Regions from separate parts of the Mus musculus genome. Here region 2 is linked to region 1. The links are chromatin loops, found by intact Hi-C in ENCODE. Cell type or tissue: gastrocnemius. All regions are shown on one strand. Each heading gives the region's core, and the rest is flanking DNA. Links, peaks and the distances in the headings are about the cores only. Region 1 has its middle 8.5 kb from the start of Srsf6. Region 2 holds the start of Gtsf1l (gametocyte specific factor 1-like).

What was found. A loop is a pair of places that touch in the nucleus more often than their neighbours do. Peaks named below come from ENCODE experiments on the same cell type or tissue, not always from the same donor. Only the 100,000 strongest peaks of a DNase experiment are listed, where the experiment ranks them.
Region 2: it touches region 1 in a loop (2.2-fold over the local background); 10 of 42 quality-filtered maps call a loop at or near these places.

What each region holds. Positions count from the first base shown.
Region 1 is chr2:162,915,263-162,930,768 of GRCm38, reverse strand. It overlaps the pseudogene Cisd3b. Among named protein-coding and RNA genes, the nearest start is that of Srsf6, 8.5 kb to the left of the region's middle. In gastrocnemius, for the core only: a CTCF peak has its summit at 8,395 (motif pointing left); a DNase peak (open chromatin) is centred at 8,393.
Region 2 is chr2:163,081,564-163,097,069 of GRCm38, reverse strand. Gtsf1l (gametocyte specific factor 1-like) reads left to right here and starts at 7,469. Exons shown (of 2, transcript NM_026630.2): 1 at 7,469-7,531; 2 at 9,223-10,039. The coding sequence starts at 9,509. The coding sequence ends at 9,964. It overlaps Mybl2 (myeloblastosis oncogene-like 2), which reads right to left. Exons shown (of 14, transcript NM_008652.2): 13 at 14,371-14,520; 14 at 12,383-13,904. The coding sequence ends at 13,776. In gastrocnemius, for the core only: a CTCF peak has its summit at 7,105 (motif pointing right); a DNase peak (open chromatin) is centred at 9,571.

The DNA.
Region 1 (15,506 bases), core at 4,230-12,229:
GACTATCAAGGAGCATGCCTTGGGAGTATTCAAAGCACGGCGAAGGTTTGGCTAGAGAGGTAAGGAAACCGAAAGCAGAGCACGGTGTGATAAAAGCTGAGAGAAAAGACTGCCATTGAGTTAGTACCTGCTCTTTAGGAATTTGTTTTCTGCCCAGAATCTGGGCAGCCTCAGGCTTTTCAGCTATAATGAGAGAAGATTCTGTCCTCTGGGGCAGACCGGCAATGTTGATAGCACACAGGGAGATGTGTTAATAGTATTCTCGAGGGAAGAGAACGTCCTTAAGTTAGAAATATAAATATATATATGTAGACAGCTTTTAAAAATATTCATGGAACACAGAATGAAGTCAACACATAACAGTTTTATCAAATTGTCAATTTCTAAAAACTTGTTAAAATTTATTTGTGAGTGGTGAGAAGACTGAAGCCGGTAAAGGTGCTTGCTGCCAAGCTGGAGGACCCGACTTTGATCCTAGAGACCCACACGGTAGAAGGAACAACAACAACAACAAAAACAATTCTTGCAAGTTGTCCTCTGACCTCCTGATGCGTGTCATGCCTTCAATAAATAACTAAGTGTGATGATAACACATTTTAAAATTATTTGTAAAAGCAAACACACATCTGGATTCCACACGAGACGAAAAAGCCAGTATTTGTCATTCTCCTACCCTATTACCATATTTTGTTCCCCTCTTCCCTTATCCTTGTTTCCTTCACATAGTTCCCTTTCTACTTTCATGTTCTACACACACACAAGACAACCCATGAGATCATTTATCTTCCAAAGTTCCTAGTTGGATCAGCAGCACTGGGGAGTCCTGTTGCCGACCTAACTTGGTACTTTGCAAAAGCAACAAACTGAAATGACAAGTGCGCAGCATGAGAGTCTATTTATTTTTTTAGTGGGCTGGGGGAGGGAAAAGCCAGATAGTCAGGTGCAGTATCTGATGCCTGTTCTCAGCATCCGGGAGCTGAGGAAGGAGGACTGCTATGGGTTCTAGATTAGCCTTGGCTAAGTTTGAGGCATTGTCTTAAAAACAAGGAAGGGAAGGGTCTGTTGGGAAACTGCTTGCTTCTGGAGCTTGACCGTTCCTGTGGAATGACACCTGAGGTGACCCTTGGCCTCCACACTTGATGCACATGCTAGTTTGGAACTCCAGAGCCTCAATATCAATGAGAGCCAGTTCCTACAGGTTCGCTCACCACATCTCCCTCCCACCCCCAACTGATTCTGTTACCATGTGAAATCTCAACTAACACAGCCACCCCAGAGTATTTGTGTGGAATGCAGCAGAGGCTGCTCTGGGAAGTTCTGCCCAGAGCATCTGACTGATGGCCCATCCATGCCATCAGTCTGATAGATAGATCTCTGAGGCTTGTCTGCGGGAGATTTGTGTAAACGGTGCCAAGCCAGTCCAAACCCTCATTTAAAATCTTCTGAGCCAGGTGCGGTGGTGCACACCTGTAACACCAGCAGATCAGACTTCCGGGCAAGAGGATCAGTCAACTGAGCAAGGCGCTGGGGATATGGTTCAATGGTTTGCTGCCGAAGACCTGACCTGGGTACCTAGAATGAAATTCAAGTATCTCACAAACACCTATAACTCTAGTTGCAGGGGGGAATCCAATGCCTCTGGCTTTTGTGGACCTCCGCACACATAAGTACATACCTCTAAACACATACACACTTTTAGATAAATATATATATTTATTTATCTCCAAATTGCCCCCAGAACTTGGGAGGCAGAGACAGGGGGAATCTCTGTGAGTTCAAAGCCAGCCTGGGCTACATACTGAGACCCTGTCTCAAACAAATATCCCTGGGTAAAATAAAACTTTCAGAACATCTGCAGGAGATCCATTTAGAGCCGGGCTCTCAGTCTCCACGTTGCTGGCCCCTGGGTCAGATGGTTTTTTTGTCACGGGTGATCCTCTGTGCTGTGGGACACTCAACAGACTCCCTGAGCTCTATCCATGTAAGTGCCAGTGGTCTACTCCCATATCCAATGTGACTGAAAAAAAAAATGTGGTAAGCCTTCAGAAAGTGACAGCAGCTGCTGAGGGACAGTGTAGAAGAACCACTTTAAGCTTATTCTAACTAGCTTACAAATAAATGAGACTCAGACTGTGGCCATTTTATTTGGCTTTGACTGCTTACTGGTGGGTAATCACTAGTTTCCTCTTCTGACTGCTGGCCTGGCTGGCTCCCCAGTGGTGTGCCCCAGATACTTGCTGTTTCTCCTGGCCATGTGCTCATGGTTCTCCCCTCCTGGCCACTTCTTCTCTTCTCCCAATCTCTCCTCCAACCACATCACCCAAAACCACCCACCTCTAGTTCCTCCAGGAATTGGCAGTAGCCAATTTTATTTAACCAATAGTTTTAAACCAAGGAACAAGGTTTGCACAACAACAGCTTGTAAACCGGAGAAGTCACTCCCAGGCATAGGCCTTCAGCTATAGAATTTAGCATTATAATACATAGCAAAATGTTGGGAGCTGATTCCTAGCAGAAAGCAGCTATCATCTCTGCAGCCACCTCAGGCTATTTACTTACAGGTGGGTACTTTTCCACCCTGCTTGTTTTCCTAGCACGATGTTTTTGCAAGCAGCTCACACCACAGCTGAACACACTCTGATAACAACCTGATCTTCTCAGACACAGCCTGGACTTGTGGCTTAGTGCCCCCAGCTGCAAGGCACTTGTGGCTAAGCTACAGTCCTCAATTTGTGCTTATAAACCCATAGTTGCCTTCCAATAAATGAGACTTGAGACTTGATCAGATAGCCTGTCTTGTCTCCATTCTTCTCGTCACTTGCCCCTCCATCCCCACTCTCTCTCTCTTACAGACCCTGTTGACTGACCTGTGGGCCAGGTCAGCAATAGAGCAAATATCAACACACAGAACTGCTCCTTTTGAGAACTGGTCCTTATGTGAGAGGTCGGGACCTCCTTAGTGTTTGTGTGGCTAAGGATTAATCAGTTTGCTTTCTTTCTTTCTTTCTTTCTTTCTTTCTTTCTTTCTTTCTCCCTCTCCCCTCCCTCCCTCCCTCCCCCTCCCTCCTTTCTTTCTTTCTTTCTTTCTTTCTTTCTTTCTTTCTTTCTCCCTCTCCCCTCCCTCCCTCCCTCCCCCTCCCTTCTTTCTTTCTTTCTTTCTTTCTTTCTTTCTTTCTTTCTTTCTTTTTTTGGTTTTTCAAGACAGGGTTCCTCTGTATAGCCCTGGCTGTCCTGGAACTCACTTTGTAGACCAGGCTGGCCTCGAACTCAGAAATCTGCCTGCCCCTGCCTCCCAAGTGCTGGGATCAAAGGCGTGCACCACCACACCCAGTTTAACCAGAGTTTTCAACGAGATGTTACTAGACATTGAGGTGGTAGCTCCTAAGGGCCGGCATATGTTGAATTAGCCAAATATTTTATGTCATCTGAGTGACATGCTGTTGTCATACTAAACACACAAATCTGAACCTACAGCACCCAAGCCCATCCCGGGAAAAATGCTTCTAGTACGAATTTGTAAACAAATTCTGTCGGTGCTACACAGGAAAGTGTGAGGGACGAGAGAGACAAGTCTGTGTGTTGTTATAAGGTGGAAAAACTCCGGAGAGGATGCGCTGCAGACCAGACCTGAGCGTTGCGTCCTGAGGATTAGATTAATTTTTCTATACAATTTGTCTGATGCTGGGAACTGAACCCATTCGTGGTGGTTTAAATATATTTGGCCCAGGAAGTAGCACACTAGGAGGTGTGGCCTTGTTGGAGGAGGTGTGTCACTGTGGGGGTGGGCTTTCAGACCTTACTTGCCTAAGGACAGTCTGTTCCTAGCATCCTTTGGATGAAGATGTAGAACTCTCAGCTCCTTCACCACCATGCCTGCCTGGATGTTGCTGTGCTTTCTGCCATGATGATAATAGATTGACACTTTGAACCTGTAAGCCAGCCTCAATTAAATGTTGTCCTTTATAAGCGTTGTCTTGGTCATGGTATCTCTTCACAGCAATGGAAACCCTAACAAAGACACAATACCAGGAAAGTGCTCTTCCACCAAGATCTACCCTCAGCATCAACTCCTATGTACAGGTTTTGTTTCCTTCCTAAGACAGGGTTTCTCCATGTAAACCTGACTGTCCTGGAACTCACTCTGTAGAGCAGGCTGGCCTCAAACTCAGAGATCCACCTGCCTCTGCCTCCTGAGTCCTGGGATTAAAGGCGTGCACCACCATTACAGGTCTCTTCAGACTGCATAAATCTTTCGCCCTTAAATATGTATACTTATTTTTCTTTAAGATTTATTTATTTTGCCAGGCGTGGTGGCGTACGCTTTTGATCCCAGCACTCGGGAGGCAGAGGCAGGCAGTTTTCTGAGTTTGAGGCCAGCCTGGTCTACAAAGTGAGTTCCAGGACAGCAAGGGCTATACAGAGGAACCCTGTCTTGAAAAAACAAAAAACAAAAAACAAAAGATTTATTTAATTAATTTTATTTTATGTATATGAAAACACTGTAGCTGTCTTCAGACACACCAGAAGAGGGCATCGGACCCTGTTACAGATGGTTGTGAGTCACCATGTGGTTGCTGGGAATTGAACTCAGGACCTCTGGAAGAGCAGTCAGTGCTCTTAACCACTGAGCCATCTCTCCAGCCCCCTATGTATACTTAAGGCACTGTAACAAAGTACCAGCAAGTCAGTGGCTTAAAGCATCACAAATGTGTCATCTTCAGGTATGAAGGTCAGAAGTCTCCATGGTTTTCTGGGCAAAAACAAAGGAGACAGTAAGACCTTCTGGAGGCCCCAGGGCGAGAATCTATTCCTTTCTCCTTCTCCAGTGTGTAGAGGTTGTTTGTGTTCTCAGGCTTGTTGATTCTGCCTTTTTCAAAGCCATTAACTTGGTGGGCTCTGTGACCCGGATCACTCAGATCACTCGGACTTCGATCCCAGCTTCCATGGCCACATGTCCCTCTCTGAGCCAGTGCTCTTCCTGCCTCTATGTGGACCCCAGTGGGCTCATCTGCATATATCAAGACAAGCTCCCTACTTCAAGCTAAAAGGCCTTTTCTCTGCAAAATCCCTTTTGCTATGGAGGGTGACATTCCACGTTCTAGGATTTAGGATGTGGGGATCTTTAAGGGAGGGAACATTCTGCTTACCACGGAAACTCTGAGATTTGAGTCAAATTCAGGAAAAACAAACAAACAACAAACCTTAGGGAGTTGTGGTTGAGAAGGTAGAAAAACTGGGAGCTGGAGAGATGGCTCAGAGGTTAAGAGAACTGTCTGCTCTTTCAGAGGTCCTGAGTTCAGATCCCCGCAACCACATGGTGGCTTATAAACATCGGTAATGAGATCTGGTGCCCTTTTCTGGCCTTCGGGCATATGTATATGTGCTGAATACATAATAAATAAAAAATTTAAAAAGAAGGTAGAAAAACAGCAGGACAATCCAGAATGGGTGTCAGAGAAAGTAGAGACGGGAAGGATTTTAAAAAACTAAGTTCATAAACCTTTCACTCAGCAACCCCACCCCTGAAAGTCTGCGTGACAACAGTCCACGGAAGCTTGTTCCAGCTCTGGAATACTCTTGATTCAAAAGAACACAGGACATACATTTCCCAAATGGGGGTTGTGTGATCTATTTTTAGCATGGAGGATTCAATTGTGCACATGTCCCTGCAAACTAGGGCCTTAGCTCAACTGGCCCTCTATTTATTTTATAAATAAAGCTTTATTGGCATGCAGCTACATCCATTCACTTATACAGGGTCATAGCTTCTGTGATGGATACTCCTGGTTGTCAACCTGACTACATCTGGAATGAACTACAATCCAGAAATGCAGGGCACACCTGTGATTCAGATCTTGAGGCTGGAAGGCACAGGCTTCTGACTGCGATCTTGTCTTGGGATAACAAACGCGTTTGATCTAGATTTTGAGGCAGAGTGGCCAAGAAAGGCTTAGGTCCAGGCAAGGTAGTACATACCTCTAATCCTAGGACTGAGGCAAGCTGATCTCTGAGATCAAGGCCAGCCAAGTTCCAAATCCAGACATGGTGATACACACCCTTAATGTGACGGCTGAAGGCCTATATAAGGACATTGAAAGAAGAAGACTCACTCTTCTCTCCAGCCCATGGAAGACTCACTCTACTTCACCTGCTCACACTTACTTGCCGGCACATCCGTTGGAACCCACTACTTGAGGATTCCAGCTTACACAGAAGACCAGCTGAAACTACTAGCCCCGTGGGACCGAGCTACTACTAGACTCCTGGACTTCCTGTTCACAGCTACCCATTGTTGGGTTAGTTGGACTGCAGACTGTAACTCATTACAATAAATTCCCTTAATAAATAGAGACAGCCCATAAATTCCGAGACTTTAGAGAACCCTGACTAATACGGCTTCTCTCAAGTTGTAAAAGTGTCAGTAGTTATTGTGTTGGCAAGTTGCAACAAAGACGGTCTGATCTGAACAACTTAAAGACACCATTTAATTAAATTAATCACATTGGGGCCAGGATCTCACTATGTAGCCCTGGCTGGCCTGGAACTTGCTGTGCAGAACAGGCTAACGTTAGACTCAGAGAGATACATCTGCCTCTGTTTCTCAGTTGCTGGAAATAAAGGTGTGTGTACCACCAAGTCCCACTTTATTATTTTTTCAAAGAATTCTTAAGTGTGTGTGTGTCTCTGTCTTCTATGTGTGTGCCTGTATTTCTCTGTCTCTGTCTCTGTCTCTGTGTGTGTGTGTGTGTCTCTGTTTTCTATATGTGTGCCTGTCTCTGTCTCTCTGTCTCTGTCTCTCTTTTTCCCCCTCTCTCTGTGTTTTACATCTGCCTTCAGGGAATGGAACTCCTTCATGCCTTGAGCATGCTAGACTAGCACTCTACTCGGCCCTCAACTACCTTTTAACAGTAGCTGGGCAGCTCTTATATACAGTCACACCCCATCCGGTCTCACAGCCTTCCTTTCCTACCTTATTCTATCAGCTTTTCCTTTGAATGTGTCAAACATATACCTATAGCTCCCTCTCATTGAACAGTTCTCTGTTTCTGAAACATACTTTCTTAAGACCTGCACCCCGGCCTTCTACTTTCTGCTCCAAGTTACCAGAGGAACCTCTTCCACCCATGCATCCTCCCTGCACTCTGTACCTCCCCCCCTCCCCGTCCCCTCCCTCATCCCCTTCCTGCCCCAGGCTGTGTATTCTCTTCTCTGTTTTCTTCTTGTGGAGGCACCCTGTGAGGTCTCAGCGAGTGGGGTGGGACTCCATTCTGCGCTTGTTCAGAACCCAGGACATGGAGATCTGCAGAAAAGTCTTGCATGTCCATGGTTTTCTGGGGATATAGGAGTGGGAGGAGATTTTCCAGCTTCTCTCTGTGGCTCGCTGTTGCTGCTGCCCAGACTCATTGCAAGCACCACCCTGGAAGGAGGGATAAGGGTTTGCAGGAGCAGCCTCTCTCCTCCCCTTTCCCTTCCACCAAAACACACCTGAACAGAAAATTCAGGTTTGGCGAGGAAGTCGTGGAACACTCAGACATATTTGGGAGTGTATATTTTTACAGTTACTTTGGGAAAGTGCATCTAGTGCCTTCTGCTACTGCAAGCTGGAAGTGACCACGCCAAGAGGAGCCATTCCACACCTGGCAGACAGAAATAAGTTCACAGGCTTGCAAGGCAAAGCAATGGAAATACGGAACAGCATTATGGGTAAGCCTCCCTCAAGCTAGAAACCAGGCAGATGCCACCCTCCGCCCACCATACAGTGGAGGATTGAACTGCTGAATAGTCGCACTATGGCACAAACAAGTCACCTGCCAGACTGATCAGGGCGCTGGAGGTGGGGAAGTTGCCTTGGTGTGGGAGGGGCTAGAGGAGGCCTGCAGGGTTTCTGGGGTCCTGGTCCTGGCTGGATGAACTGATTACACAAGTCAGTTCTACTCATGAACATCTGTCTTGTGGTGTCTTGTGATCTGAGCATTTTGCATCTTGTGTGTAGGTGTGTGCGTTTTAATGGAAAACTTAAAATATGTAATCTCAAAGAAAATTTGCAGTCTGGATGTGGTAGCTAGTGCCTGTGATCTCAACTCTTAGGAGGCCGAGTCAGGATTATCCCAGGAGTGTGAGACCAGCCTGGACTACACAGTGAGTTTCAGGCAGCTTGGATACAGAGTAAAGTTGTTAAAAACAAAACCAAACAAAACCAAAAAAATGAACGAACACAAATTACCTGTGCTGGAGCTCTTTGGGTTGTTCTGGGGACCAACTCTTACTGGGGGGACTTTGTTTATAGTGTCTGATCACTTCACTAATGTCAATTTATCTGAATCAATCGTTTGTTTTGTTTTTCTATTTCCAGACAGGAAGACTGGCTCTGAACATGTGCATTTGTCGCCACCAAGTGGCTGTATGTGTGACTTGCAGTGGTAGAGAAATTACAGAAATGGGGTTTCTGAGTCACAGAGTTCTGAAGTTCTGAAATGGAAATCTAGTTGTCAGGATCTCATAGTAGCCGAGGATTTCATACCATTACTTGAAAGCTCATTTTTCTATCTTTCATCGTAAATTATTCTTTATGCGAATAAAGCCCTGCCTCCAGTTGTGACCTCTGTGGGTCCTACTGTGCACAAAGCTGTGTATCTAAAATACCACATGTTTCCCACAAATGGGTCTTCCAGATGTTTGCGGTCAGCACTCTGGCCCTCTTTTAAACGTCCTTTCTTTCTCGCTGTCCCCCAACGGTTTCTCCTATGATAAGATTTTAAGTCCTTTTTGCTACCTTGGCTGCTATCACTGAAGTGTGGCATCTCTGATGTGACCCTCAGACCTCAACTCCCCTACACTATGTGGGTGTGACTGCATCTTCTGTAGTTATATTGTTCACTACTCTGAGCCACTAACCAGTGTAGGTGGCAGCTGGTGCCAAATGCTTCACTTGGTCCAACAGTTGCTCGATGACCCAAACAGGGATTAAGATGCCCCCTGAGTAGCTGACTGTAGCCCAGAAGGTTCTCTTTAGAGTTTGAGCTGATCGGGTGGCAGGGTTAGAGGCAGGCATGCATGCGTAGTAGACTCAGGAGTGCTGTTCAGGTTCAGGGATGACGGATTGGCAGAGAGGCTGAAGAAGAACATCTTTGTTGGTCACACATCCAGGGAAGACCAGGAAGGCATGAGAGAAATGAGAACACTCTAACTCTAACAAAAGTGACTTAGAGGAGGAAAGGGTTAATTTCACCTCGTGGGTCACAGTCTATCATTGAGGGAAATCAAGACAAGAACTCAAAGGAGGCTTGCTTGCCTTCCCATATGACATTATTTCTTTATGTGTGTGAGTTTTGTGTGTGTATGTGTGTCTGTTCTCTGTGTGTTTGGAGGTCAGAGGACAACTCTCAGAAATCAGTTCTTCCCTTCCACCATATGGGTTCCAGGGATCGAAATCAGGTCATTAGGCCTGGTTAAAAGTCTTCCTCCACACTGAGCCATATCTCTGGTTCCCACAACATTATTCTGATCAAGGAACCCACTTCACAGTCAAAAGTACGGCACGGTGGAGGATGTTGCTTGCTAGCTGGCGTGCAGGCTCATGCCTGGCTAGTTTCTTAGACAATCCAGGGCTACCTACTCAGGGAATGGTGCTTCCCACAGTGGGCTGGGCCCTGCTGAATCCATTAACCATCAAGACAAACCCTCACAGATATATATCCCCCGGGCAGTTCCTCAACTGTGACTCTATTCTCAGATGACTCTAGGCTGTGTCAAGTTGACAGGTAAAGCTAACCGGGAGAGGCAGCGTCATGCTGTGTCTGATGTTGACTGCAGCATCCTGTCTTCCTAGCACTCATTTGGAAGCCCTTGCCCAAGGTTATAAAAGTAGTAAACAATTACTGGGCACAGAACACTCTCCGGTAGAGCTGCCTGTAGGTTGGGCAGGGAACTCTGGGGATGGAACTTCCCTGACTTATTTATTGCCCATCTTGGGGTAGGTTTCTTGGTAATGGAGCAGATGTTGAATCACACATGGTGTTGCAAGCCAGCCTTCCCCTATGCTTCTGTAAATAAACTAAGCTAGATTTGGATGGAGTTGTGTCTTTGGTTGGCCATTGGTGCCCTGTCTGGGGCGAATAGACATTTTTCATGTCTCTCCGTGAGAAATCACACAACAGCAGGTGATGAATAGATCTTGTGAGAGATGGATTAGCAAGGATGGATGGACCGACCAGGGAAGATTTTATTTCTCTCTTTGGGTGGGGTGAGGGAGGGAAATGTCGCTTCCCTTTTATTCTCTTCTGGTGACAGCATGGATATAATAGAGAATGTTTACTGAAGGAAGATAGCAACGCGGGACATTGGAAGAAAATCCCTCTGGAGTCCAAATCCACTCCCAGTGTCCTCGATCTGTCCTCTGGGCTTAAAATAAGACTTACTGTGTAAGGTGGTGCAGGCATTCATAGAGATCACAGTTCAAGAACACACATGCTGAGAAATACTTTCTGCAGAGAAGAGTGAGTCAATCGCTTTCTTCTGTGATTCTTTAACTCGGTGGCCTTTAAACCGTAGTTTCTCTGTACAGAAGGCCATTTCTTATCTCTTCCAATCTGCACAGGCAGCTCTCTCTGGCCCCTCTGGGGCTCTGGGAAGAGATAGGGGAGGGCACCAGGAGAAGAAGTGTATGAAGAGGGTAAGGGGACAGTCATGCTCCCTGCTCTGAATTCAGGGCCAGGCTGACAGTAACTGCAAACAATCAGCCATTGCCCCGAGGGAGGGTTCCGAGTTGGCTGTAAAGAATTAATGGCCAGGAAAGGTGTCTGCCAATTGTTTTTCCACCCAAGGTGCAGAGATTACAGACATTCAGTAGCGCCCATCTCAGATCCAGGCTGGCTCCTGGTGCTGGCTGGCAATCAACCCCAGAGACAAGCATCTCTGCAGAGTGTTAGGAGTCAGAGTCTCGAGTCTTTCCGGAGGGAGCTCCCGAGTAGATGCCAAGATCCGCAGCGCCTCTTCTTTGAACCTTTTCCCAACCATTAAAAAAAAAAAAAAAAAAAAAAAAAAAGGTCCCACGCTCCTTTGGCTTGTGGTCTTTCCCTTTCCTGATGGGCTTCCGGCGTCTCTCCTTCCCCACTGATTTTATTTTTCTGTTTCCAAATCATATCTGCCTGCCTGCCTTGTCGAAGCCGTATCAGAGGCGGGAAATCTCTTCTTGGCTGGCCCGATGGTTCCCCAAAGAGCCAACCAAGCCAGTGGTGGCACAGAAGACACACATCAGATTGGAGCTGGTTGCTGGGAAAAACTACAGGTGGTGTGTATGTGGCCGAAGCAAGAATCAGCCCTTCTGTGATGGCTCCCACTTCTTCCAGCGTACTGGCCTTTCTCCACTCAAGTTCAAGGTCCAAGAGACACGCACAGTGGCCCTATGTACCTGCAAGGCCACTCGGCGGCCCCCTTACTGTGACGGTACCCACAAGAGTGAGCAGGTACAGAAAGCAGAAGTAGGTTCCCCACTCTGAGGGGATACTGTGACTCCAGGCAGTAATGCTGAGCCACACATGGAAGGGAACCTCCAAGGACCCCATCTTGTTAGCAATTGTACCCTGAAAAACCTGTATTCTCCTGTTGGGCAGCTGAGAGCCAGGTCCAGCATCCGGTAAAGCTGTCAATAAACACTGAGGCCTGCCCTCTAAAAAAAAAAAAAAAAAAAAAAAAAAAGGAGTCAGAGTCTCTCCTTTTAGGGTATGCTCAAAGCCCATGGTTTTCAAATAAAGCTAACTGGGTTGCTCTTTAGTGGTCCATTAAAGAGACCAGATCTCCTGTCCCGGTCCGACTCCTCCAATGCTCCCCTGGCTTCAGTATCATCTGGGACTGCAGAGTAGATGCAGCAAGAGCATCAGTGATAGCAGTGACATTACGGGGTGACAACAGTCACCAAGGTTACAGGGATAGCAGTCACTGTTCACTGCTTCTCACTTTGTCTCTAACTTTATCAGCTGTGCCCCTGGAGATGTTAGTAGTGAGGCCTGAGGGCTGGAAGAGGGAGGTCTTGGGGGGGGGGGAGCACACAATTGTTCTGGGCTGGCACAATGACTTCCTTCACATGGGGCAATGACATCAGCGTGGATAATGGTTGCCACCTTACTGGCCAGCAGCATGTCCCTGTTTCAGGGAGGCCCTCCGGGGTGGAGAAATGCTCTCCTGCTCCTAGATACAGGGTAACAATTTCTCCAGAGCTGGTTTTTTTTTTCCCCCAGATGCCCTATGCTGCACTGTATGCTATGGCTGAGCTGGCTAATCTCAACTGTAAATTTGACAAGATCAAGGATCACCCATGAGATGAGCCTCTGGGCACACTTCTCATTGGTTACCTAGATTAAGGTTAAGTTCTGAGAACATTTGTAAGGATTAACATCTGTAAGGATCACATTAATTGATGTGGGCAGGCCAGACCATTGTGGGCGGAACCATTCCCTCCACTTGGGTTCTGGAAAGCATAAAAAGGAGAAGTCCAGCCAAACGTAACACTTCCATTCCTCTCTGCTTCCTGACTACAGATGCAGTGTGAGCAGCTCCCTCAAGCTCCTGCCGCTGTGATTTCCCCACCATGGTGGACTGTAAGCTGCAACTGTGAGGTGAACCCTTCTCCCTTGAGTTGCCTTTGTCTGAGTACTTTCTCACAGCAACAAGAATGTAACCAGCATAATGGTATTCTTTGTGTGTGTGTGTGTGTGTGTGTGTGTGTGTGTGTGTGTGTGTGTGTGTGTGTGTGTTTCGAGACAGGGTTTCTCTGTGTAGCCCTGGCTGTCCTGGAACTCACTTTGTAGACTAGGCTGGCCTCAAACTCAGAACTCCTCCTGCCTCTGCCTCCCAAGTGCTGGGATTAAAGGCGTGTGCCACCACCGCCCGGCTGCACAATGGTATTTTTGCCTCACGAGCACCAAAGCCTTTCCTGTAGGAACATGCAGATCTGCTGCATCTGTCGGGAGCACGCACTGTCTGCCCCAACAGTGAAGCATTTTGGGGTAAGCTTCCATAGGTTGGATGGTCTTAAGGAAGTAGTTGTATTTCTAGCTGCCCCCTGCCCCGCCTCCCATCATTGTTAAACCCTGCTTGGAAATCATGACTGTGTTAGTAATCACCAAACAGGGTGGATTAAAGACGATGTCGGGTTAATTAGGGTGGCTTGCAAGAGGCAAAATATTCCTTTTCCCCCCCTCCACAGAGAGAGAAGAAGGCCAGGCATGTAAAGGATAGATGAATGTCTTGGTTTGGATTGTTCTGGAAGTAGATCCTGAGAGTAGGGATTCAAGCACATTCGGAGATCTTGGAAGTGCCCCAAGAAACCTGTAGGTTATGGCAGTAAGATGGAGAGGGGACCCAGCATGTGGGTGTGTTATCAAAGCCACTTACACTGCTGGTAACTGAAATCTCACCTGGGAACTCTGGGAAAAGAATCGTGGAATTATATCTGGAAATCCTCCCATGTGAGGGACAAGGAAGACGAGACACTTATAGACTACGTCTCCAGCGTCATTGGTTGAAGACAATTTCAGGGATGTTCATCACCCTCTCCTTCTGATCGATTTCACTTGGTGGTCAAGAGAGTCCACACACAGGGAATGCATGGTTGATGGCTGGTGTGCCCTTACTCGGCTTGAAGGTCAACTCTTGTCCAGGCACAGAGCACCTGTGATCTCACTTTATCTGCCTGCGTATCCACGGCTGAATCTTGGTTGATCTCTCTCCCAAGACCTATTCTTCAGCACCAAGACTGAATAGGTTAACTCAATAGCTTACCTCAGGGCAAAATTTAAGAAGGCACCGAAACAAATACACAAACCCCACCAACAACCTAGCAATCAAATAGATTTTAATGCAATATGGAAAAAAGAAAAGAAACAATACAAAAAAGCAACAGCAACAAACCTCATGATGAACAAACTATTAAAAGTTTTAATCAACGGGATCAGTGACCTTGCTGAGCTGAACCATATTGGAGCCTGAGGCAAAGGAAAAATCACTTTTACTGATTGTGTGCCTGATAGATTGCTATGTACACTCTAACTTTTACAACGTTGTTGCATTAAAGCGTCTTGATTACTAACCTCTTCCCCCCATCCTCATGTCTTAGTCTGATTTCTTTTCTTATAACGGAATTTACCCACAGACTGGGTAATCCACAAAGAATAGAGGTCTATTTAGTTGATCGTTCTGGAGATTGACTTCAAGAGCACAGCACCCACGTCTGGCAGGGGCCTCGGAGCTGTTAGTGAGCATCTGCAGCGTCACGAGGTGGGGCAGGGCATCTTTAAGTGAAGGAGCTCAGAAGAGACCGCTAAATTGGACACATTCTTGCGGTGACCAGCCCACTTGTCTGACGAGCTACAGATTGCCTCGCCTTGGCAGTCAAAAATGGCTTCTTGCCCTTTCCTATAAGCTCAGTTGCATCTACTTCCACCAGGACTCCCAGCAGACACCAGTGGCTACTTCTGTGACTCTCTTTCCTTCATGTCTCAGAATCCTCCCACATCTGTATACATTCTTGTCCCAACACAGACCTCTTTCATCCCTTTGGGCTTGTAGAATTGACGATTTTTTTTTTTTTTTAAATTAAACTCTGTATTGCAGCCTTTTCTCTGCGCGGTGGCTTGGGAAACCCCGTGGCATAGCCTTAGAGCTTCAGCTGTGTGGAGCACTCCCTGGCTTTTTTATCCCTTCGCTGGTGGTTTTCTAGCTCCCCACCTTCCAACATTGGCACCAGGCCTACGGGAGGTGTCCCCAAGGGATTCAGGCAAACGCCTTTCTCCTGGCCACGCGTTCTCACAGTCTTTCCGTTGTTTCACCATCTTCTTGTGGGTGGGATACATTCCTGATCTCGCTAAATCTCACCTCATGGCTGCTTACTAGAAACTCTAGGCTCGTACCTCCAAGCTCTGCCCTTAATATGGAAAGGGAAAGTTTTGGAATCAAGCGAGGCTGGTATGTTTTGTTTTGTTTTTGAGACAGGCTTTCTGTATGTGGCCCTGGTTCTCTTGGAGCTCACTCTGTAGACCAGGCTGCCTCCCGAGTGCTGGGATTAAAGGCTTACAGCAGGTCAGCTTTTAAAGCTGCGCTCTCTAGACAGACTCCAAGCTGAGATATGGCCTCTTGATGTTGCGGTGTGTGTGTGTGTGTGTACCTATACTTCTCTTAAACGTGGAAGAGGGCAGGGGGAGATGAAGCTCTTGCGGCACGCTCTTGAGGGCCTGAGTGCAGTTCCCAGCAGCCACAGTAAGAATTCCTCAAGGTGATATGTGCCTGCAATCCCAGTTCTGCCCAGGCGGTAGGCAGGAGAACCCCTGGGGCTCGCTGGAGAGTCAGTCTAGCTGAATCAGTGAACTCTGGGTTCAGCGAGAGACCATGTCTCAAAAAATAAGGTGGAGAGCGATTGCAGAATACATGTGACATTGACTTCTGGCTTCTGCACGCCCCCACCCCTAACCCCCAATACACCGTGGCAGACATTCATGCACACAATAGAGCAA
Region 2 (15,506 bases), core at 3,219-11,218, 170 kb before region 1:
AGCCACGCCTGGTGGTACACGCCTTTAATCTCAGCACTTGGGAGGCAGAGACAGGTGGATTTCTGAGTTCAAGGCCAGCCTGGTCTACAAAGTGAGTTCCAGGACAGCCAGGGCTACAGAGAAACCCCGTCTTGAAAAAAGCAAAAACAAAAACAACCAAAAAAACCCTACTAAACTTACCGAAAAACAACAACAACAACAACAACAACAACAACAACAACAACAACAACAAAAACCAAATCACTGATAGAGGTTAGAAAAATTCAAGGTACCAGGCTGGTGAGATGGCTCAATGGGTAAGAGCACCGACTGCTCTTCTGAAGGTCCTGAGTTCAAATCCCAGCAACCACATGGTGGCTGACAACCACCGGTAATGAGATCTGACACCCTCTTCTTATAAGTCTGAAGACAGCTACAGTGTACTTATGTATAATAATAAAGGCCAGAGCGAACAGGGACTGAGCTAGGGGGGTTGGTTGACCAGAGCGAGCAGAAGTTCTAAATTCAATTCCCAACAACCAGATGAAGGCTCACAACCGTCTGTACAGCTATAGTGTGTACTCATATACATAAAAAAATAAATAAATCTTTAAAAAGAAAATTCAAGGTACCATGTATGTGTCCTGCACACACACGTGCACATGCCCCTGCCTAAGTCACAAAAGTACTTAAGTGGTGGGCAGGAGGATTGATCTTATTTTTTATTTATGTGATTGAGTGATTGTATATATCACATATGCACTGTCTTGGGTGCTGGGAATCGAACTCAGGGTTTTTTTGTTGTTGTTTTTGTTTTGGGTGTTTTGTTTTGTTTCTCTGTGTAGCCCTGGTTGTCCTGGAACTCACTCTGTAGACCAGGCTGGCCCCAAACTTAGAAATCCACCTGCCCCAGCCTCCTAAGTGCTGGGTTTAAAGGTGTAAGCCACCACTGCCCAACTAGGCAGGAGGATTGAAACCTGAGCAATTTGTCTGCTTCCTGAGCCATTATTGATAAGGGATTTGGAAAGAACTCATGCTGATTACAGAATTCAGCAAGAACTGGAGTGGCAAGCTCTAGAATAGGCCAGCCGGCAAACATCCGGCCTGTCCAGACTACTCAAATAAGTCCCAGCAACCAGCAGACACTATGTAAACCAGAGATCTGGAGAGGTTTCAAGATTTCACACTTTATTTACAAGAGCAGATCTGGATTCAGGCCACAGGTCATAGTTTATTGCTGCCTGACCTGGAAATGCAGATTCTTGAAGAGAGTCGTGCCTTGCCCCCTTTTTGGAAGAAAAATAACAAACAGAGACTTGGTCTAAAATGAGAGCGAAGCCCATAAGGTAGAGCTCCCAATATTGTTGTTTAGAGTTGCACTGTGTGTATGCGTTAATGTAGAACAACTGTAGTTTACTTCTGTGCTTCTTTATGAGTTATGTGACTATCAAGAATATGGTCTTTTTACCGACGCTCCGGTCCTGTAAGAAGCTCAAGGCTTAGTGAATGCAGTGCCTTTGTTGAGGACAGAAGAAGGCACCAGGGGGTGGGAGAGATGGCTCAGCAGTAAAGAGCACTGACTGCTCTTCCAGGGGCCCTGAGTTCAATTCCCAGCAACCACATGGTGGCTCATTACCATCTGTAATGCAGAGGGGGGGAGGAGGAGAAGGGGGAGGAGGAGGAGGGGAGGGAAGGGGAGGGGGAGGGGGAGGAGAAGGGGGAGGGGGAGGAGGAGGGGGAGGGGGAGGAGGAGGAGGAGGAGGAGGAGGAGGAGGAGGCATCTGAAACTGCAATGACAGTTGTGAGCTCCCTGGTATAAGTGCTGGGAAGAAAACTTGTATTCTCTGCAAAAGTGGTACTTTCCCTTAACTACTGAGCCACCTCTTCAGCCTTCAGGGACCTTTTTAGGTGCAAACCTAAAAGCAAAGACATAAGCAGAATGCCAGAGAATCCTAGGAGACCCTAGGCTCCACCCCTGGTACTACATGCTCCCTCCCCCCCGCCCCTCTCCCTCTCCCTCTCCCTTCTCTCTCCCCTCCCTTCTCTCTCATGCACACTCACGCACGCGCGCGCGCGCGCACACACACACACACACACACACACTCGCACTCACACTCACACACATACTAATAACAACATGACTCTTATCATCATCTTCCCAGCACTTGGGAGCAGGAGGTGGGAAGAATCAGAAGTTCTGAGCCCTCCAAGATACATCTGAGTGTAAGGCCAGACTGAGATACATGAGGCACTGCCTCAAATGAGAAACCACAAACTCGATTAGAATTAGGTGTAATTTGGACTTCAGTTCTGTCCTGTTCGGTACAAGTGGAACAGTCGTGGGAATCCCTACCCCCACCCTCACCCCCTGAGTAAGGAATGTTTCCCATGTCCAGCCAAGGTACCAAGAGCTCCGGCTTTACGGATCTAGGGTCGTGTCTCAATGTTTCTTTCCACCCAATAAGACTTTGGAAGGTGTCCCAGGGTAGCAGCTGAACTACAAGGTAAAGGAGAGCAAAACCGAAAGCAACGCTTGCAGGCTCATGCCCTTATGCCAATCTCTGCGAAGTAGAGAAGCTTGCCAAGATGGAGGAGGCTGGGATGTGGGTGAAAGCGGTCCCTGGCGCTGTAGAGGGCCTGAGTCCCTGGCGCGGCAGTGGTTCCTGGCGCCATATCACTACATGGCAATCGTCTTCTGGAGGAAGACACATCTATCTTACACTTTAGAGCAACAGAATTTGCCCTACAAAGGATTTTCCAAAGATAATAAACATTAAACTACTAAATAAAATGAGTTACCTGGCAATGTTGACACACATCTACAATCTCAGGGCTTAGCTTAGGAGGCTGAGGCAGGAGGATGGCCAGTTCAAGGTTAGCTTAAACTACATAACAGGATCCTCTCTCCCTCAAGCCAAAATGAATTTGTAAAAACTGGTCCACGGGCTTCAAACGCAGTTTTTAATCAATTCAGCTTATCAAGCTTTAAAGCACTGAAAGGGCAAACGTCTTGCTCTGTCTGCAGTGTGGCCCATTGTAAGAACAACCAGCGCCCTGAACACACAAACTGTAAACACCCAAATTATGAGCCAGTAGGGAAGGGCCGAGTACACGGCTCAGCGGGTAAAGTGCTTGCTGAACAAGCATCTGGACCTGAGTTCTGTCCCCAGCACCCACAGATGAAGCTGGACGTGGGCTCCCATAATACCAGTGCTGCGGCAGAGGCAGATCTATATTCATTACGTTTGAGTTTGGCTGATAAAACACTATGACCTGAAGGAAGGCTGCACCTCCTAAGCCTACCCTCACAGTGCCACCAAGTGAGGACTAAGTATTCAAATATCTGAGCTTAGAGGGGAGCCTTCTCATTTAAATCACCGCACCCCCTGTCTTCGTTAGGGTGTCTATTGATGCAGTGAAAATACCATGCTCAAAGCAAATTGGGGAGGAAAGGGTTTTTTCAGCTTAGACTTCTACTGTACTGTTCATCACTGGAGGAAGTCAGGACAGGAACTCAAACAGAATAGGAACCCGGTGGCAGGAGCTGATGCAGAAGCCATGGAGGGGTGCTGTTTACTGGCTTTCTCCTCATGGTTTGCTCAGCCTGCTTTCTTACAAAACTGGGGACCACTAGCCCAGGGGTGACCCCACCCACAATGTGCTGGACCCTGCCTCATTGATCACTAGTTAAGAAAATGCCCTACAGCTGGATCTCATAGGGGTATTTTCTCAACTGAGGTTCCTCCCTCATGACTCTAGCTAATTTGTGTCAAGTTAACATAAAGCCAGCCAGTACACCCTCAAAGTGTCACCAATGGGAACCAACTGTTCAAGTATCCGAGCTTATGGTAGACTGAGGGGAATTCTTGGTGGTTAAGGGCACTGGCTGCTCTTCCCAGGACGCTAGGTCAGTTCCCAACCACCTGTGACTGCAGTTCAAGAGTACCCAATGTCTCTCTTCTAGCCTCTGTGGGCACTGCTCCATGCACACCATGTAGTACAGACATACATGCAGCCAGTATACCCATCAATGTAAAAAAAAAAAATTTAAAGAATAAGAATTTTGCCGGGCATGGTGGTGCATGCCTTTAATCCCAGCACTCGGGAGGCAGAGGCAGGTGGATTTCTGAGTTCAAGGCCAGCCTGGTCTACAGAGTGAGTTCCAGGACAGCCAGGGCTACACAGAGAAACCTTGTCTCGGAAAAAAAAAAAAAAAAACCCAAACAAAAACAAAAACAAAAAACAAAAAAGTGAGAATTTTATAAATCCTATTATTTATATGAGTACACTGTAGCTGACTTCAGACACACCAGAAGAGGGCATCAGATTCCAATACAGATGGTTGTGAGCCACCATGTGGTTGCTGGGGATTGAACTCAGGACCTCTGGAAGAGCAGCCTGCGCCATCTCTCCAGCCCAATATAAAATTTTTTGTTTTGTTTTTGTTGTTTTTGAGACAGGGTTTCTCTGTGTAGCCCTGACTGTCCTGGAACTTACTTTGTAGACCAGGCTGGCCTCGAACTTAGAAATCCGCCTGCCTCTGACTCCTGAGTGCTGGGATTAGAGGCATGCGCCACAGAGAAACACTGTCTCGAAAAAAACAAAAACCAAAACCAAAAAAACAGTAAGCAGCAGGTTCACTGAGAAACTTTGTCTCACTTAAAAAAAAAAAAAAAAAAAAGATGGAGAGTGACAGAAGAAGATGCCCAATGCCATCCTGTAGCCTCTGCTCACACAGGCACACCCACACAAACGTGCACCCACATGTGCAACACACTCTCACAAAAGAGACAGCAGGGACATCTGGCAACAGATCTGTCACTGCAGAACAAACAGTGCCCAGATTGGAGGAAATTATAGTTTATCGCACAGGGTGTGCGTGGAAGCGGATATGATGGGCTCAGGTTAGTGAGTGTAGCACTAGGGTCCTCAGTGGGGGACGGGGGTCGGGGTGGGGGGAGAAAGAGGCAGAAGCAGCATTAGAGGAGAAGCAGCATTTGGCTGAACATGTTCCAAAACCAACACAAGATAGCCACACCCAGGTTCAAGAAGCTGAATACGTAAGTACAGGGTGTTACCAGTCTATTGGCAGCGTGAGCATGGGAGAGCTGATCTGAGGCAATAGCCAAGTCCGACAATTCATATTCTGAGGGTATTCTTTTAAGGTAAGCAAGGTCATATGAGTGCAGACTTATAGAGTCACAAGGGCAAGGTCAAATTAGCACAAGCTCTGCACGTTGTGCGTGCTAGAAAACATTATTCTGAACAATAGGGTAAGGTGATGGGTAATCTAAAGCGAAATCCACTCCTGGTCTTACACCTGGGAGGGGCACATGAGTGGTTCATGAATAAAGCTGTGTGAGATTCCTGGGACCTTGTGAGAAAACTCATGTGTTCCAAAAACAGAAAGAGAATGAGAGAGAAATCACTACCGAGCCGGGCCTGCTAATGAGGCTGAGCCAGAAGCAAGTTCAAATCCAGCCTGGAGGTTTTAGCAAAACTCTGTCTCAGACTCAAAAATGAAAAACATTTGAAGCCATAACTTGTATGGCAGAGTGCTTGCCTAGCTTATGCATGGCAGTGGGTCTGAGTCTCAGTGGCAAATGCACAAAAATAAAATAAAATAAAATAAATAACAGAAGAAAGAGAAATACCCAAATAAAAAGATTAGACTGTGGAAAAACCAACAATAAAATTTTGTAAGACAGACAGAAAATGAAGTAGACTACCTTCTAACAGGTTAAGGAAAGGCTTGGAGATATAGCTCATCAGTGAAGCTCTGGCCCCAGAAGCCAGAGGAGCCAAGCTCAGTCCCTGGAATCCAGGTGAAAAAGCCACGGGACATAGTAGTGCCTGCTTATTATCCCAGAGATGGGAGGTGGAGACGTGCTGGCCAGCCAACCCAGGCTAACCAGTGAGTGCCCTCCTGGTCAGTGAAAGACCCTTCCTCAAGGAGATGAAAAGTGTAGGTAATGCCTGCAATAGTCATCCGACTCCATATGTGTGTGCGAGCATACATGTGCACGCACACACACACATGCAAAATTGTGAGTGCCTGAGCTGGACCCTCAACTCCATGTAGAATGATTAAAAACTGGATTTAGCTCAAGGGATAAGAGGAAGTAACACAGCAAAAACACTATTCAGGAATCAGGGAGAGGAAGTTGCTGGAAGCTCAATGGTTAGAGCATTTGTTGTTCTTCAAGAGGACCCCGGTTCGATTCCCAGCACCCACATGGAGCATCACAACTATCTGTAACTCCAGTCCTACAAGATCCAACACCATCTCTGACCTCTGAGAGCACACTTGGACCACCTACATACACGCAAGCAAAGCAAAACACTCATAAACAAAACAATAAAATAACTCAATAAATAAATAAAAGTAGGTGCTAGAGAAGGGGGTCAGCAGTTAAGAGAACTTGGGGCTCATCCAGAGAAGTCACTTCGGGTTGTTGCAACCTCCTGTAACACCTTCTTCTGGCCTCTGAGGGTGCCACAGATAACACAGCATACACTTACACGGAGACACACATGAATCAAATAAATCTCTAAGGTCAAAAGAGGTGAAACAAGGATGTTATGGGACAAGCGGAGGCTGACCAGTCTATCAAGAGGAAGTCAGGAGGTTGAATTTGAATCGGAAGGACAGTGATTCCCCAAGCGGGTGTAAGAAGCAAGATAAGCCAGAAGGGCAAAGAGGCAGGGGCAGAACCTAGAGTCAAGGAGAGGCACAGAGTAGAAAGGGAAAGAAATCTCAACGACACAAAATGACAAGAGCGGGGAGGTCCAGAAGGCCCTTGAGTCAGAGTTAAGAAACTCTCTCTTCAGCCGGGCAGTGGTGGCGCACGCCTTTAATCCCACACTCGGGAGGCAGAGGCAGGGGGATCTCCAGCCTGGTCTACAGAGTGAGTTCCAGGACAGCCAGGGCTACACAGAGAAACCTTGTCTCAAAAAAACAAAACAAAACAAAACAAACAAACAAACAAACAAAACAATCCAACAAACAAACAAAAAAAAACAAGGTTAAGAAACTCTTCCTTCAGCAGCCCATTCCATCCTTATTTATGGAAGTCCTTGTTTTCTGACTCCTTTGAGAAGCACACATGCATGCAGGAGGCCACGGAGGCCAGAAGAGGGCACCAAGCTTCCCTAGAACTGGTGTAATAGACAATTGTGAGCTATCATGAGGGTTGGATCCGAACCACCATCCTCTGAAAGACCAGCAAGTGCTCTTAACTACTGAGTAATCTCTCCAGCCCTCTGTTGAGGTTTGATCTGTTGCTGTGTATCACAAAGTTAAATTCTGAACCCGAAGGTCCAGGCCTATGAGTGAGTGAGTTCTCCTGGTTACCAGCTTTTGTTGTGCAAACCTTGTTCCTTAAAACTATTGGCTAAGTAAAAATGGCTACAGCCAATTACTGGAGAGATTATAGGTAGGTGGATTTTGAGTTACCTGGCTGAGGGTGGAGACTTGAGAGGGAGAGAAGAGAGACCATGAGGGGAGAGAGAGAAGGCGCCATGAGAGGAGGGGACCCAGGAGAAACAGCAGGTATCTGGGGAACCCCCCGCTGGGGAGGTAGCCAGGCCAGCAGAAAAGCAGATTAGGGGTGACCCCCAGTAATTGTCAAAGCCGAATAAAATAACCATATTCTAAGTCTCATTTATGTGTGAGTTAGTTGGGGATAAGCTTACGTTAGTTGTACTACAGTCTTCCAAAATGTCTTTATAAAATCCTGACTCAGCTTCATAAATAATAGTAATAAAACCAGGTTTAAAATGCAGAGATTTGAGGATTTAGCTGGGTAGTAGAGTCTGGCAAGTGTAAGAGCTCGGGTTCGGTCTCCAGCACTAAAGGGAAGAGAGGGAGGGAGGGTGGATTAAAAGAAAGCTTCACCTGATCCAGAAAGGATAAAATAGTAACTTGAAATTCTGGTAAACCGAGGACCAGAGAAAGGTCTCAGTGGCTAAGAGTACTTGCTCTTCTGGCCGATGACCCAAGTTCAGTTCCCAGCACCTGCATGGTGGCCTACAGCTATCAACAACTCCAGTTCCAGCAGATCCAGAGCCCTCTTCCAGCCTCTACACACACACACACACACACACACACACACACACACACACACACAGAGCGCACTTGCACCCATGCAGGAAAAACACTCATACACAAAATAAAAAGCCAATTAGTAATTACAAATGGATACTTCAATTTGTAATTACTACGCAACTGGAAAATGTAGAGGCTGAGGAAGGGGTGGAAATATTTCTTTAACACTGTGTACTTAAAATAAGGAATGATACCCAGCATGCTGCGTGCTTGGAAACTGTAGCACGTGTGGACTGCAGCATGAGGATTTTTTTTTTAAGATTTATTTATTTTATGCATGTGAGTACACTGTAGCTGTACTGATGGTTGTGAGCCATCATGTGGTTTCTAGGAACGAAGATTGCTTGCTTTGCTTGGCCCCAGTCGCTCTGGCCCTGCTTCACTCCAGCCCAAAGATTTATCATAATAAATAAGTATGCCGGGCAGTGGTGGCGCACGCCTTTGAACCCAGTACTTGGGAGGCAGAGGCGGGCAGATTTCTGAGTTCGAGGCCAGCCTGGTCTACAGAGTGAGTTCCAGGACAACCAGAGCTACAGGGGAGGGGGGGGGGAGAGAAGAAGAGGATATAGCCTAGTTGACAGATAACTTGCCACAAATGCATGAGGCCCTGGACTTTGTCCCCAGCACCATCTAAACTAGATACGGAGACCCGCGTCTATAATCCCAGTTTATAAGGTGTGATTATATCCTCAGCCACATATCAAGGTCAAGGCCAACCTGTGCTACATGAGACCTTGCATCAAAAGAGAGAAGGGAGGGGGAAAGTAGAGGGACAAAAAAAGAAAAGGAGTCAGGAAGGCTCATGGGGTAGAAGTGCTTGCTGCCAAGCCTGATAACCTGGATTTGATCCTTCCTACAAGTCTTTCTCCGACTTCTAAGTGTACCCCCAATGTCACTCCTTACAAATAAACACATGATGTAAAAAAGATGTTTTTAAAAGACCACACAACCGACGCTGATGAATAAGGGGTTTGATTATGCTAATGAAGCCCGAAACTGCCAAGGGCCGGGTACGTGTCATAACTACATTTGAACAGCAGCTTTCCTCAAGCCACTTCCCCCACCCAGTGGACAGTCTGTCCCTGATGTCATAAGCTGCCCATTGTGACCACCTGTTCTGTCCTTTGACAACACAGGGTATCTTAGCGTCAAAGCATCATTATAACCTGCTAACTTCACCTCCTTGGAAGCTACTGTTTCGGGCTCTTGTACCTGCCTGAGTTAACGTCTCTGGTGGCTGTTTTCTGGCTTTCTCTGCATAGCGATTGCTGACAGAACGTGAGTGAGAATTTCACTCCAGAGACCCAAGAGCCAAAGCCTGGCAGAAGACAGCACAATCTTTCACAGGAAGAGGCTTTTCCTTTCGAGGTGTACCACGTACACTTTGGGCAGCAGGACACTTGGCTTCAAGTCAACTCCCGGATGGAGCCAGAATCCATAGAAATTTGTCCTTATAACCCTCACCACCGAATCCCGCTCAGCAGGTTCCAGTACCACCTGGCGTCATGCAGGAAGAAGAACCCCAAGAAAGCCAAAAAGATGGCCAGCTGTAAATACAACGCCTGCCACGTGGTTCCCATCAGAAAGCTGGCTGAACATGAAGCTACCTGTGTCAACAGGAGCTCCGTGGAGGAAGAGGACACATTAGGCCCTCTGCAAGTCAGCCTCCCACAGCCGCAGAACCAGGACACACTACAGGTTCGTTGGCTTTCCAACCCTGACATTTGGAATGTTGACGGCGCCAACTGTCACCCAATGTTCGTCCTTAAGAGTTTTGTTCCCCAAAAACTTGTTTGTGAAAGTGACATCCAAGAGTCACGGGGAGGAGACCAATGCCCAGAAGATCCTCAGACTAGGACCAGGAAGGCAAACTTCTAGCAGGAGGAAGAGGGCTCTCAAATGCGTGGATGGATCGCGCATCTCATCTGAATAAAAACCTGCAAAGTAACGGTCCGGGCTGTGCTGGTTGTTTTTAAAGGTTTAGAAAGAGCGGTGGAGGTGGGGTTTAGAACTGAGCTGAGAATGTAAATTGAACCACCTTCCATGGGGAACACTTAACAGTCGCTATGAAAATGCTCACTCAACGCACACAGGCTTTGATCAAGTCATTCGACATCTAAAACAGCATCCCGCACAGCCAGCCACACGCAGAAAATGGGGTTGAGTAAAAAGTTACTCCCGTGTTATTTATAGCAGCACTGAGGTACCCATAGGGAAGGCCTAACTAAGGAAACTATGTTGCAACTTTACAAAGGAGAGAAGATACCGTCAGGAACCGGTAGAGATGTGGAAAGCCTGACACTGCTACTTGGTTCTATAGCATTAAAACAGCCAGAGATAACACCTAAGGCAGTGTTGAAATAAAACTGTCTATACAAATAAGCAGCAGGCTGGATTTGGCTAGTGGGATGTAGATTGCCAACCCAAGTTTGATAAAAAGCAGGGGTGGGGGTGTCTACATTATAGCACTTTTGGGTACATTATAGCTATTTTACTGTGCCTGTCTGTGTTTGAGGCATACACAAGATACAATAGGATGTTTACCCTCAAGGAAGGACAATGAAATAACCAAGGGGTGGGGCAGCATCTCAATTCTCACCTGTGCATTTATGTGAAGGTATTTTCCTGGTTTTTGTTTTTATATGTGTATTAGCTAAAAAAACAAACAGGCTTTTAGTAAGTTCTTTTTGTTTTTCGGGGTTTAGAGGCAGGGGTCCTCTGTATAGCCCTGGCTGTCCTGGAACTCACTTTGTAGACCAGGCTAGCCTCGAACTCAGAAATCCACCTGCCTCTGCCTCCGGAGTGGTGGAATTAAAGGTGTGCGCCACCACGACCAGCCCTTGTTTTGTTTTTCAAGACAAGAGTTTTGGAACTCACACCGTACACCAGGCTAGCCTTGAACTCACCAAGATCCACCTGCCTCTGCCTCCCTAGTGCTGAGATTAAAGGTGTTCCCAGCTGCTGCCACCCAGTGGGTTTTCTATAGGTTCTTTTTACAACCTTCCTTTTTAAAGATTTGCTTATTTTATATATGTAAGCACACTGTAACTGTCTTCAGACATACTAGAAGAGGACTTAGGATCCCATTACAGATGGTTATGAGCCATCATGTGGTTGCTGGGAATTTAACTCAGGACCTCTGGAAGAGCAGTCAGTGCTCATAACCTCTGAGCCACATCTCCAACCCCTAGGGTCTTACTCTTGTGTACATCTTGGGGGAAGGAGGGTGAAGTTTTGAGAATTCAATACACACTCACAGTAATTTTCAAGTAGAAAGTTTAAGACCAGGTGAAGCTTGAAGAATCTAATGGCCTCTGCACAGGCTGGTTCGGGCTAAGTCCCAGCTCTGTCACCATCTGATGCTGGTTTGGGCTAAGTCCCAGCTCTGTCACCATCAGATGCTGGGTTCACAGGTTTCCATCAGTTGTTCAGGAGTAAAAAGCTGCTCGTGCTTGTAAAAAGGACTGAGTAGTTGAGCAAATTCAAACCAGGGAACCTTTCTTTTGTTTTTTGTAGACAGGGTTTCTCTGTGTAGCCCCACTGTCCGGGAACTCATGCTATAGACCAGGCTGGCCTCGAAACCGGCCTGCCTGGGAACCTTTCCCTCAAGGCTAACAATAATGGTATGGTTCAGCCATCCAAGCCACTCCTCCAGGCAAAGTCTCACTGACAAACCCAGGTCCCAGCCATCAGCTGTTGCCTGGGCCTGCTTCAGTCCCTTCAAAAGAACTGGGGAAATGCATTCGGCTACACAACAAACTACTGCCTCTTCTGTCACAGCTAGTGTAGGTTCTGTCAGGTGAGGTCGAGTCCCTTAGGGCACTCCCTAGCCTGAGTGTGCGCTTTAATCCTCCCCAACCTCCAGAGCCTGTCTCCCCATCTTCACCTTGGGGCTGTGATAGACACAGGCTATCATTTGGATCTTGCTGGCCCAACCCTCTCCAACCTTCAGAGGGTGAAGTTTTGAGAGTTCCTACTCAGTCCCGTTTTGCTCTCAGCTCAGTACATCAGTCTAAGAAACACCAACTATGGATGGATACCACTGATGGCGGCTACAAAGATTTAGCACAGCTGAGGTCCCTTCCAGCTCATCCGCAGCACAAGTGTCTCTCCTAGGCTAGTTCATCAGCACAGCCAAAGTTCCAGGGGACAGGGCTCCTCTTGAAAGCCTTTAGACCTGTATTTCTGGGCAACAGCAGGCAGCCATGACACTCCAGAGTCTTGGTGGGAACCTTTGGAAAGAAGGCAGTTCAGGCCTCTTCCCCAAGAAAGCAGAAAAAGGAGGAGTCAGACACTACAATGTGTTACTCTTTATTGTCAACTTGGCTGACCAGAAGACACATTTGGGTGTGTCTGCGAGGAAATTCCAGGTTTAAAAGAGCCACCCTAATAATGCAGGTGGCAGCACCCATGGAGAGATCCTAGACGGCAGGAAAGCCAGGTGGGCACCAGCAGCCTCTATCCTCTGCTTGACAGCCTCACCCCACCCTACCCACGCCTTTCCTAGCACAGACCACACACCAATGAGTGTAGCTACTCTAAGTTGCCTTAGTCATACTGAGAAAACAAGTAGGGGTGAGGCAGATGCAGCTCAGTGAGCATGGGGCTCAGGAGGCTGTAGGATGAGGCAGAGTGGGATAGTAGAGTCCACCTCCTGCATCCTTTGCATAAGAGCAGGAAAGTGTCTAGACTCTGGTGTGCTAACTTGGTCATGTCTTCAGATGTTGTCTCTTGCCCTGTTGGAGAGGGTTTGCCTCATCTCCCTTACAAACAGGACTAAGTATAGGGCTCCCATATGATCCCCAACCCAAGGACACCCAGGCAAGGCTACTGAAAACACTTCCTGATCTAGACTTTAGGCTCAGCATCTCCCTTTTCAAGTTTGAGACTGATCACCAGCTATGGGCCACACTCTACCCACTGATTCCTAGGGAGGTAACAGCCGAGGCAACTGCTGCCACCAACTCATGATACAGAATCCAGGGGCTGGGCAGCCTTCTGCACATTGGCTAGAGTTGAAAGGTCTGCCAGCCCTCTATTAATGGTCTTACCTAAGGGCTGGCTCAACTTAAGGCAGCCGCTCCTTGGAAGATGGCCCAAGCCAAGTGCGTTATGACTCTGATGCATTAAGGCCAAGGTGAATGCAGCGCTCCAACAAGTTCTCAGAACCCATCTTCATCCACTCATACATAGTTCTTGGGAGCTTTGCAGAGATACTCACAGGGCAAAGCTGTACCCAGTGACAAAGGTCTACATGTCAGGAAAAGGCCATCGAGGCACTTCAGGACTCAGAGGGCAGAGTCGGGGCGGCAGAGGGAGAATGGCATTTTATTGTGGGGACAGTGTACCAACAGGAGACGAGGAAAGGCGCACCCCTAGCCACACCCCCATCCTAAGCAGGAGTCTGAGATGAGGCCAGACTGGATGAGAGCCTGGGAGACCCTGATAGGGTTCCTTCTAGCATTGGGTAGAGGACAGGCAGGCCCAGGAGTGGGACCTTGTTCTATTAGCACCAGGAACTTCCCAAAGCTAGACTCAGGGAAGGGGTATTACCACGTGACTTCTGCCACCTAAGTAGTTTGAGGGGCTGGCAGAAGACATCCTGAAGCTGGTCACTTAATGTGACTTTAACCTTACCCCACACCCTACCCCTGTAAACATGAGAGCCGGCTCTTGCCATTCAAGTCCCTCAGGACAGAATGAGGGTCCGAGATGTGTGGCTGGACTTCAGGCGGCTCAGGAGCTGCCGGGCTTTCTCCTGCATGAAGAGCTGGTCTTTGGTGCCCCCACAGGCCACCGTCTTCCAGGCATGGGTCATCTGAGAGGAGGTGAGAGGGTTAGCTCTGTATAAACCCTAGTGGTCCTGACTAAAGAGCGGGGACGCTTCTAGGACCCCTCCCTCTTGCCAGCCTGTGCTCCATTTTCCTGGTGGATCCAGGGAAAACAGGCCCCATCCTTGGGCTTTAACAGTAAAGCAGGAGGCTGGGACAGGAAAGTAGGGGCAGATCCCAAGGAGCCAGTCAAGCATATGAAGGCACTGGGAAGCAAGACCCAGGCCAGCTCTGTTAGAACAGACAATATCCTAGTGACAGTTAAGTCCAGACCTCAGGAAGGAAATGAGGCTGGGGCATCTCTCCAGTGAGGTCAGGAATGGCTTCCTGTAGGAAGTAGCGTTTGGGCTAAGACTGTAAAAGTTAAGTCAATGAGGCAAGCAGCCACAGGAACTCACAAGTCAGGCCCTGGGGGTGAAAGGGCGGGCAGTGGGACCTGTTTACTGCACTCACAGGGGCAGGGGTTGGAATGTGGCTCCGAGTCTTCTGGGCGGCCACCACCTTCTCGGGTTTGGCCTGTAGGAAACCCTGGTTGAGCAGGCTGTTACCCTCTTTGCTACCTGGCGAGGTGAAGCCACAGGAGCTGGGTGTGACACTGGTTGGCTGAAATCAAAACCGAGTTAAGTCACCACTTTGCCACACGATCTTTGCAAGGAGGAACAAAACAAAACAAACAAAAAAACATAACAAAACCAACACAACCTGGCACCCCCCCTGGCTGCGGCGATCCGATTCGGAGCAGGACGTACCTCTCCAAGGCCCAGGTCCCTTTATGATCCGGAAGTCTAGAGGAGCCCCCTTAATCTTTTTGCTTAAAGAATTAAAGGAGCAGCCGAGCTGCCCACCTCAGTGCCCAGCAATGCCAGCTCCTATCACATGAGGATCCAGCTTCCTGCTCTAGAAACGCCCGAGCGCTCCCGGCTCTGCTCAGTACTGCCTTTCCTAAGGTCCTAACTGAGGCTGGGGACACAGGCTAACTACTTCCCACGACCATCTGTCCACAGCAGAGCTCATGCCCACAGTGGGTGGGTGAGGCCCTGGGCTCAACCCCTAGTACTGCTTAAAAAAAAAAAAAGGACTCTAAGTAGCCAAAGGTCTGACTGAAGTGAGCAAGTCCCCAGTCTTACAGGCTTCCCTGGTCAAACGCTTTTCTAGAAGGACACAGGACACAACCCTACTTGCAAGATATGTTTAGCAATTCATATCCTTCATTCATGCTCCCCCGACCCCACTATTCCCTGTACTGGGGCCAGGGCTGGAGGAAACTCCAATCCCAAGTCCAAGAGAGCGCAGCCTGGCCTACAGAAGGGTTTCTTGTGAAGCTCCGTCCCTCAGGCAGAAGGGACAAATAGGTACCATACATATCTGTATCTACGGTCTAGGATGGCCTCCAGGCTCCCTCGGTATCTCAAGTACCTGTCATACAGGCGTTCAAAGCATCCCAGTCCTATCTCCCCTCCCCTAAACTCCAGCCCCCCCCCCCCCCCCCCAGCAACACACACACCCTGGCCTCCCCGCAGCTCCTCATCCTTAGGACACTGCCATGCTCACCATGGTTTCTCTTTCTTCACCTGCCATTCTCCCCACAC